3 separate regions of the Homo sapiens genome follow, and regions 2 and 3 are each linked to region 1. The links are chromatin contacts, found by Hi-C in ENCODE. All regions are on one chromosome and are shown on one strand. The core of a region is the stretch at or near the end of the contact, and the rest is flanking DNA. Distances in the headings are between cores, read along the strand shown.

What was found. A loop is a pair of places that touch in the nucleus more often than their neighbours do. Pooled maps may share reads with other maps.
Region 2: a loop to region 1 is called in a map of endothelial cell of umbilical vein, with 7 times the contacts of the local background. The contact joins two enhancer-like sites. A Hi-C loop is called at or near these places in 6 of 168 maps with a recorded cell type or tissue (A673, Calu3, PC-3 and 3 more) and 3 of 50 pooled maps.
Region 3: a loop to region 1 is called in a map of endothelial cell of umbilical vein, with 9 times the contacts of the local background. The contact joins two enhancer-like sites. A Hi-C loop is called at or near these places in 5 of 168 maps with a recorded cell type or tissue (Calu3, IMR-90, PC-3 and 2 more) and 3 of 50 pooled maps.

What each region holds. Positions count from the first base shown.
Region 1 is chr11:29,016,879-29,020,311 of GRCh38, forward strand. The region is part of intron 1 of LINC02742 (long intergenic non-protein coding RNA 2742); the gene reads left to right. Among named protein-coding and RNA genes, the nearest start is that of LINC02742, 120 kb to the left of the region's middle. Within about 2 kb of position 1,938, at least 2 of the 41 ENCODE cell types and tissues checked have a DNase peak (open chromatin) inside an H3K27ac peak, as active enhancers do; they include endothelial cell of umbilical vein, where a contact is called at or near this core.
Region 2 is chr11:28,700,291-28,703,723 of GRCh38, forward strand. No RefSeq gene overlaps it. Among named protein-coding and RNA genes, the nearest start is that of LINC02758, 160 kb to the left of the region's middle. Within about 2 kb of position 1,946, at least 4 of the 41 ENCODE cell types and tissues checked have a DNase peak (open chromatin) inside an H3K27ac peak, as active enhancers do; they include endothelial cell of umbilical vein, where a contact is called at or near this core.
Region 3 is chr11:28,757,530-28,760,962 of GRCh38, forward strand. No RefSeq gene overlaps it. Among named protein-coding and RNA genes, the nearest start is that of LINC02742, 140 kb to the right of the region's middle. Within about 2 kb of position 1,947, at least 4 of the 41 ENCODE cell types and tissues checked have a DNase peak (open chromatin) inside an H3K27ac peak, as active enhancers do; they include endothelial cell of umbilical vein, where a contact is called at or near this core.

The DNA of each region.
Region 1 (3,433 bases), core at 688-3,187:
GTTCATTTCCTTTCTAGGGACATGAATGAAGCTGGAAACTATCATTCTCAGCAAACTAACACAGGAACAGAAAACCAAACACCACATGTTATCACTCATAAGTGGGAGTTGAACAATGAGAACACATGGACACAGGGAGGGGAACATCACACACCGGGTCCTGTCAGGGGGTTGGGGGGATAGGGGGAGGGATAGCATTAGGAGAAATACCTAATGTAAATGATGGGTTGATTGGTGCAGCAAACCACCATGGCATGTGTATACCTATGTACCAAACCTGCATATTCTGCACAAGTATCCCAGAACTTAAAGTATAATAATAATAATAATAATAATAATAATAATAATAATAATGATTGGCAAATGTGACCTACACATTTGCAAAGAAAAGGACAAATATCCTTTTAAAGCTTTATTTAAAAAAATGAAAATCTATTAAATGGCTTCTTCTATTTGAAAATAAAAGTAATTAAATAAAAAAAAAGCTATGACCTTGATATAAAGCCCTTCCTAAGGAATGTGAGAATTGCATAAAATAAGATAAATAATTTTGACCCCACAAATCTGAAATCCTCAATATTATAAAAACAGATAAAAGACAAGTGGTACACTGGGAAAAAATTTGTCAAAATAGAATAAAACATTAGATTATTATCTGGATTATACAAATTTCAAATATATTTTAAAAAGAAAAGGCAAAGCAATTCATAGATAGCGTCAAAGCCTATGATCAAGTAACTCACAGAAGAAATATAACAGAGGCCTCGCATGGTGGCTCAAGCCTGTAATCCCAGCACTTTGGGAGGCCAAGGCAGAATGATCACTTGAGACCAGGAATTTGAGAACATCCTGGGCAAGATAGGAAGACTCCATCTCTACAAAAAATAAAAAATTAGTCCAGCATGGTGGCTTGTGCCTGTAGTCCCAGCGACTGGGGAAGCTGAAGTGGGAGGATCACTTGAGGTCAGAAGGTGGAGGCTGCCCTGAGCCATGATTGTACCACTGCACTCCAGTCTGGGTGACAGAGTGAGATTGTGTCTCAGAAAATAAATAAAAATAGTTGATAAGTATAAAGGAATGACTTCACATTTAGTATTACCTAGAAAAATGCAAATTAAAATACATATTAGATTTAAATAAAAACATTACCAGTATCATATGTTGGCATATATGAGGGGAAATACATAAGAGTATAAATATGTACAGCCTTTGAGGAGGTCAATGTAATAGTACCTGTGCACAAGTATTGTCTTTGGCCCAACCACGAACTGTTTAGGTGCCTCACCTATGAGGTTATACATGCATACTCATGATTAATCATGTACATGCATTTTAGGTAACGAGGAAAAATTGAAAATAATATAAATCTACCAATTCATAAAAAGTAATGCAACCTCTGATGTATCCACATTGTAGAGTTTCAAGAATATGATAATTCTACATCTAATAACATGAAAAGATCCTTAAGTCATATTAGGAAATAACAATAGTAAGTTACAGAGCAATATATCTAGTTGGATTGTAATTCTTTATAAAGAAATAATTCTTCTTATTTCTTTATAAAAGAAAATAAGCTATAAGTATACATGAGCTTTTATGTGCATTCATGTGTCTGTTTTATTTTTGTAAATGTAAAGGAAAAGTTCTAGAGAAATAAACAAGAAAACAATCACAGTGACAGTTCTAGAGAAGAAATTAAGAGGAAAGACTTCACAAGGACTTTCAATTTTTACCTATTGTTTAAATTTTTTTTACATAAAGTCTCTATCCTGCTTTACATAAATAACTAAAAGGGAGAAAAACAACAATAAAGAACCTCAACACAGATGTGATTCATGTTTTTTTATTGTAATATTCATGTTTTACAGTGCCATTCTTTGGCAGTATACTGAAGGGGTCAGCATTTGCACAAATACTTAGTCATTCAGTAATACAAGAGATACGGAGGTGATAAATGAAATACTCAGTTGTTGCCACAACAAGGCAGTCTTAGTGAATCACGTAGGAAATGCCAGAAAGACAGCTGAGTGTAGACAAAACACTAGGAGAGAATACAGACATAATCACCATTTCCATGGCCCTTACTGTGTATGTTTTTCAATTCTTCTAATTATTCTTCTCTCTGAGGGACACATTAAAAAATGAAAGTAGTTTCTTACCACAAAGAAAGTACTTTAAAAAGCTATGTTAGATTGCTAAATATGGATTTTAATGAGTATCTAAAAAATTCTCATGGCCAAAGCATATTTATCTGAGCATTCAGTATATGTGTTTTAATTATATTAAGTGAGATTTCTGAACATCTGACATCTGTTTACTAGTCAACTCTTAATTATTTGAGCATAACAATGTTAAATGAAATGTTTTAAGGAAGCTGTTGGAACTCTGCAGTTCTAAGTGCGGTCCTAACAAATTCATAGGAAAGCCTTAGAATCCATCCCTGCACTCAGACACAATGGAGTCCACTTGCTCTTTGTTCTTCCCTTATTTCCTTGTTTTCTTGAATTTGTCTGCTTTTTCTTACCACCTCTCCTTCAGTAATGGTGCATTATTCACCAGGCCCTGTGTAAGACAATGTTGGCATCTTATAATCAGAGGAGTGGGTCTGAAGTTTTTTATTCAGAGACCGTGTACATAGAGATATTTAAAAATCATTTATTTCTCTAATAAAACAGTCTATCGTAATTGCTGTTTCTGCTATCATATTACTAAGAATACAGGGCCAGCAGGCAGAAAGCTTCACTTTGAAACCCAGCTTCCCTACCTGTGACACTTACTGGCTCTGTGGCTTATATTTTCTTTCTAAATGTCAGCTCTATGTCTAGTAATATTCTGGCCCTGTATCCACAACAACAGCAAAGCATAATGTTCTCAGTGTGTTTATCCAGATTCCAGAAGGCTCAAACTTTGTTTTTCTTTAATAATAATGACGATGATGGCTAATATTCATTGATATCTTACTCTGAGCCAAGCACTGCACTAAGCCCTTTATATGGATTATCCTATTTAATGCATACAATTCCATAAGGAACATATTATTCCATTTCCACAAATAAGAAATCTACAGATTAGAGAAGTTAAGTAACTTGTTCAAGGTCACATAGCTAGCAAGTGATAGAATCCAAAGCCAAGCTCTTAACAATTACAATATTCTGCTTCAATTATTTCCTGAGTGGTTTCCTTCCCCCACCTCACAGGTTGCCTGCCCAGCCTGTTGCTAAACTATGTCTGGCAGAGGATATCTCTTTCACCCCTGAGATGGAAAACCAGTATCTTTGCAGCCTTTTTTTACAACTACGAGCTTATGTGGTGGTTAACTTTAAGTGTAAATTTGAGTGAGTCATGGGATGCCCAGATATCTGATTAAACATTATTTGTGGATGTGTCTATGAGGGTGTTTCTAAAAGAGATTAACATCTGAATTGGGGGACTT
Region 2 (3,433 bases), core at 696-3,195, 320 kb before region 1:
GCTCCTCCAAGAAATACGACCTGGTGATTTTATGACCATTCAGGTTCAGCTTCCAAAATATAGATACGGAGTGAGAGGAAGAACATGGACTCAGTGATAGATGAACCTGGCTCTGAATTGTGCTCCCCCATTTCTTGATTGTTATACTCTTGCCAAGCTCCTGAGATTCTCTAAGCCTTAGTTTCTTCAGCTGTAAATACAGGATAACAAGGAGCTATGCTTCAGAGGAATAAATTTGGCAGAAATAATTATGATAGTCTAGAGGGGAATGAGAAAGTGCTGGTTGAGAGACCAGTTGAGAAATTGATCTCAGTGTACAAAAAAGTGATAAAGTGGTCTGACCAAGAGGTAGTTTTTTAAAATATAAACTGGCCTAAAAAATCCAGGGTAGATGATTGTTGTCAATTAAAAAAAACACACACACATGATCTAGGTGCTCTTGTTGAAGGTATTGGTGGGCAAGACTGCAAAGATATGATTCTGAAACTTAATGAGGTCAGGGACTTTATGCATCTTGTTATTCTAGTGCCTTCCATGGTGTGTGCTTCCTTATAGATAGTCATTTTATAAATGTATTTGATGAATGAAAATCATCACATTTTAGTCTTGCCACATCCTAGCTCAGTGACACCTGAGGCTGTGGCATTTGACTGGTATCCAGTGCTAATTATGCCCAAAGTAGAATCCAATATGGCTTGAAGGGCTTTATTTTATGGCATTTTTGCAAGGCTAAACTTGTGAGTCAGACAATTCTGTGTTAGTATCCTCGATTTCTTATAAACTGTACTGAATAAGTTGTTTTATTGTCCTAAGCCTCAGTTTCATCTTCTATAAAGTGAGGATAATATCATCAACCTAAATGGTGTAAAGAGTACCAACAACATATGTACAATTGTTAGCATATTACGCAGCACATAATAATATATAAACAGTAACATTTAGCTATCTGTTATCTTTATTGTTGTTGTCAGTGCAATTATATCCAATCCTCCCTAGCCATTCAGCAATGGTCAGTCTTTGCTTACAAGCTAGACCATATGAAAGAATCCAGTTCAGTGCAAAGCTCACAGTGGGTCAGTCACACACCTGGATCTTGAGAACCAGACTTAGTAAAGCCTACATCTGAATGGGGGAGTGGCACAGTAAAGCACTACCCTTTGTTGCTTCCCTTTTACCCTCTTATCAGGACAACTAGGCAGTGACTGAATGAAAGACTTGCCTTTCCTATTAGTGCAGAGTTAATGCTGCTGGAACACAGCTCCTCCATCCACATTCCATCCATGATTCTCTGGCAAGAGTCATTGGCATTCAGGGTACAATGTACATGCTTGCCTCCTTCACCTATATTCCAACTGCATTATTCCATAGGAATGCTATGGAAGGGACTTGGCTGTAATCATGTTTCATTTGTAGAGTGGTTATTCCAATAGATTTTAGATGAAGTAAGTTTTAAGGACTAATCTGGAAACTGTCATTACCCCCCTGCCCCAACTCCAGTCCCCTTAAATATTTCATCACTGCTCTCCAAAGCCCCATCTCACACATCATGATTTTTATGGGGACACTAAGTTCCCCAACCAACCTACAAATGGTTTCTGGAATGCAGATGGTTGGGACGTTTTCATCATTATTGTGATTGTTACGAAAGGAGTAGTAGTACAGAGATGTGATCGAGGGCTCCTGGCTCTGTGTTGGTCTCTGCCATTCACTTGCTTTCTGTCCTTGGAGCAGTCATATCTTCCTCTGGGACTCAGTTTGCTCATCTGTAAAAAGAGGGTTTTTTACTACATGCTCACTGAAGCCTCTTCCAGCTCTAAAGGCCTCTGATTCAGCAAAACTCTTATTAATGAAGCTATTACAAAAGGCTTGTGTTGGATTGATTATGGTGGCCACTGCTTTCCTGGGCTGTCACAGTCCTCACTTCTTCCTTTTCCCCTCACGTCCCTGTGGTATGTTGGCATAGGATGAGTCACTGCCGGCTATGGCATACATCCAGAAATGGAATGCCATCCTCCTTCCTGGCACAGGGAGGGAGAAGTGTGACTTTTTATATCCCCTCCTATTGATTAATGACATCTACTTCATAAGAATTATGATTACTCTGGTCTCATCAAGCCACTTCTAAGAATACAAATTCTATGCATTTACTGCAACCTCAGGACAAGATTGACCTCGGAAAGGCTTTGGGAACACTTTAGAAAACATCTCTTCCTCCCACTGAAAGGTTCACAACTATTGTTTTCCTCTTCTGACTCATCTTTGAATCAGTAAATTAAATATGTATAACTTGTGAAGATTTCATTTTTATTAAGGCAAGGTGCTTTGCTGAGCAATGTCAAGATTTAGAAGTGTACAGCTCTCCTTTTCTCCCTTCTCAATGATTTTATTTCCTGTAGTTTGTAGGAGGACTTTCAGAGAGCTGTTCTCTTTATCCTTCTCTGTGGCTCTGGCTCTTTTCTGTATCATAGAGAAGTTAAAAAGAGTTGATTATCATCTACTCTCCTAGGGTGGTCAAGACTTGAGGATTCAGAGGCTGTTTCTCAAGTAAGTGTTGCCTATTATGTTTTCTTGCCTATTATGTCTTACTCTGGAATTGAGGAAGAGTCATATTTTTTCATTATGTTGTTTGTGACATCTCTGGAATACCCTTTTTTGGGGGGACAGGGTCTCATTATGTTGCCCAGGTTGGTCTCCAACTCTTGGGCTCAAGTGATCCTCCTGCCTCAACCTCTTAAGTAGCTGAGACAACAGGTATGCACCATTGTGCCCAGCCTACCTTAATGATCCTCCCATCTGGAATGTTCTTATCTTAACCCTCCTCCCCCGCCTGCCATTTGATCAGTTCCTTACTCTCCCTTGCTGTATTTTCCCCAAAGGGGCTAGTTTATTTCACAACCTATATAAAGCTTTTCTGTCTACATTATTTTTTCCCTTACATGAATATCTGTACAACTTGGCTTTTTCCTTTTAAAAATAATTTAATTGGATTATATATCAGATTTTTCTATAGTTTTTCTTAGTATGCACTTCTCACCTTCCCACTAGATTGGAGGTTTCTTGAGGTCAAAAGACTGCAGGCTTTTAAGTTAATAAATACATATGTATTGAACTATTTTTATGATTATGGTATATAGTATAATTTATTTCTGTCTTTTGTACTGCACTTAGCATGGATTTCAGGTGTTACTGAAACTCTTTGTTGACAACAAATTGAGTAGTATATGACATCATCTAAAAAACTGTAACTCTTATTTGTCAAACAACTCAAGTAGTAGGGATCATAGAGGTTTGAGAGCAATTTAGACGAATGTTTAACTTTCTCCTTGTATTTTAGTCCTATTCAGTTCTCTAAGCATGTATCAGGAGTCAATTAAATGCTAGGCACTATCTGGGTACTAGAAAATATACCGAGAAAATTATCAGGCTCGCTGTG
Region 3 (3,433 bases), core at 697-3,196, 260 kb before region 1:
GTCTATAGATAAAACCTGGTTTTGAGATACTCCATTTCTCATCTTTAAACCTGAGATAGTTCTTAATATTGGAGCACTCACTGTTTTCCCAGTTTTTGTATGAAATTATTCATATAATATTTACATTCTCATACAGTTTTATTTTGTTTTTGGTCTCTATTCCTTTCATTTTTGTTTTAACCTCAACATTAAGCCTTGCTTTTACTTACCGATATTAGTGACAGGTTCTGTAAGTTCAAGTGCAATATGTTGGGCATCACTGAAAGCAGCTCCATATCATACTGACCTTCCTGGAGAAGGTAAAGCACAACTCATTGGTTTAATCATTGCATTCCATAAAGGAAGATGTCACTTAGCCAGCTTTCCTTTCAGTGCCAGAAAATCAGCTCAAAGTATTTTTCTTCAGATAAGTGAGCATGCTTGTCATAGCTTACTTACGCCTGTTAAATCTTTATATGAAATATTTTACAGAGAAATATGTAAATATTTTGACTGCTTGTGCCATTCTTTTCAGACTACTTTGCAGATTACACATGGGTCTCTATATGAAACAAGAAGGAAAAGCAAGCAGAAATTTCTTAATGTAGCGTTTTTCATTAATGAAGACAGAAAGGCTAAAAGAAAAAAATGTTAAATGGAGTCTTAATGTAAATAGTCAAGAAGAGTGATATATACCCTATGGAATAGCCTCAAAGTGATATCAGTATGATGGAAATACATTATAAGGTTCTCATACAGCATATCTACTTACCTTTTCTTCTTGACAGCAGATAAGTAAACCACGGCTTAGGAGTAGATTTGCCAATGTATTTTACTGGAGACTTTTGTAGTAAGACTTTTTACTAGTTTGTTACAGCTTATGTGAACAAAATGTCTGTAAACCAGACTTTAATCTTAGAAATATATATATATTTTTACTACCTAGCGTCAGCAGATATTATATATTCTGAACACAGAGCAGAGAAAGTGAGGGAATTTTCCCCAGTCAGTTCTTATTTAATCCATAAAGCCAAGTCTTTGTGTAATTTCAGCTATTTAATTTTTGCTTTTTCATGATTGCCATTGAAAGAATAAGATAATGTTGATGACATTTGAAATATGTTAAGAGGACCAATATCAGCTGGGCACGGTGGCTCACGCCTGTAATCCCAGCACTTTGGGAGGCCGAAGTGGGCAGATCACCTGAGCTTGGGAGTTCAAGACCAGCCTGACCAACATGGAGAAACCCTGTCTCTACTAAAAATACAAAATTAGCCAGGCGTGATGGCATATGCCTGTAATCCCAGCTACTCGGGAGGCTAAGGCAGGAGAATCACTTGAACCCAGGAGGCAGAGATTGTGGTGAGCCAAGGTTGCAGTGAGCCAAGATCGCACCATTGCACTCCAGCCTGGGCAACATGAGCGAAACTACATCTCAAAAAAAAAAAAAAAAAAAAAAAAAGAGGCCCAATATCATGGTATAATTGTGCTGGTCTACTGTCTGAAATAACATGACTGTAGATGTTTTTATCAAATGACAAAATGATGACTGGTATTTATCATTTTATACCCTTCAGCCTACTACTTTCTGATGTCAAACATTGATGATTTCGGCACAGGAGAATCTTTTATATTTTTCAATGAAAAATGTTTTACTCAGTTTTTGTGGGTTGAAAATATAAGTGTATAATTTGGCTGAGAAAAACATTGCATCACTAACATTTGCTCATGACTGTGGAGCTAAACAAATTATCAGTCAAGATCTCTGGTTTGAAGCAACAGAACCTATCTCTGGCCTTAAGAAAAAGGAGATGCATTGGAAAGACATCAGTTTCCCAGAAGTGACAATTAACTTGGTAGTCTAAGGTTTAGAAAACCAAGAGTTGTAAATCAAGATAGCAGGAAATGTAGTCAAAATCATGCTGCAACAACTTTCTGATCCATGAACTCTGGCTATGGGATCATCTAACAACCCTCCCTCCCCCATTTCCTCATTCTTTGCATTACTTAAGATTCAGAGTTCCAGAACAAACACCTTATCAGCAAAGCCTAGCTTATTGGCCTGTTCTGTGGTATAGCCAGGTAGAGGAAGGTCCCAGCTGCTGTGGTTGAGAAAGGAATAGCAAAAGGAATCAAGAACTAGAAATCATCTTCCAACCACATTGGCACACAGTAAAGGACTAATAAAAATATTGGGAAGTGGATGATGGTAAGTTGGAAAGTGACAAATGTCTATTCCCCAAAAAATATTGTTTCGAAGTCATGGTGGGTTTTTAGACTAAACATTATCATTCAATAGCTGTGAGACCTTGGATAAGCCTGTTTTTGTTTGTTTTTTTTTTTTTTCTCAGTCTAAAATGACAAATTTGACTTATGGTAGGGATGGGAAGTAAGTGGCAATTACATTGCCATCCCTCTTTTTCCTATGCCAGACATTACTAATTGATCATTGTATTCTTCCATCCTGAGACCAGATATAACCTCAGAATCATTCTCAATATAGTACTCTGGCAGCAACTACCAAATTATTAGAGCTGATAAATAAGATAAAATCCCACAAACATCTCTGAACTAGAGGTTAATTACATTTCTTTAGAGTGTCAATGTTCTTTGAAGTTCCAGGACTAAGAAGTATTGTTAGTTAAATTATTTTAGAAAATTAGAAAGAACCTAGACCAGGCAGGAATAGACTCATAAAGTAGCTAATCCAGTAATGTCTGATTGAAGTGAAAGAAAATATTTTCAAACTTGACTAGCTTTCATTATGAATGTTGAGATGTTGAAGGAAAACTTTACTCCATTATGGAATGTGCTGTTTATCCTCTGCCTTAAGACCATAAAGATGATTCTTTGAACAAAAGAAAGATAGGACATTGGTCTGAGGTTTAAAACTATATATTATATTGCTGATGGTAAATAAATATATTATTACTGTAAACAAATTGCCATTCACCATGAATTATTTTGTTAATGGTAGAAGAATCACTATTTAAGTAGTCTTTTAAAGTTTGTAGAATGCAAGATCTAAAATGGCTCAAAAATCTACCCTAGAATTTACTAGTATATGTTATTAAACTTAATTACAGGTTCAGCTATTTTGTTCAGATACATATATTTATTACCTTTTTTATTTACTAATTCGAGTAATGAGTTACATCAATTTGTTTAATACAGTTGCTGCCTCGGGATCCATTTTTATGCCAGACATAGGTATTTGAAATTCAATTATACTCCATCACCTTTGGCCTAGTTAAAACTTTTCCTCTCTGTGTGGTTCTTTGCAATATAGCCCTCTGTTCATTTCACTGACCCAAAACCCAACAAATCCCAAAGCCGCTGACCACAATAAACCTAATGGTTAACACCTGACTCATATAAGTAACTTTCCCCCTTCGCATGTGTTTCCTTTAAACCAGTCAATTCAAAACCCCTGAGGAAAAGCAAAACAGATAAT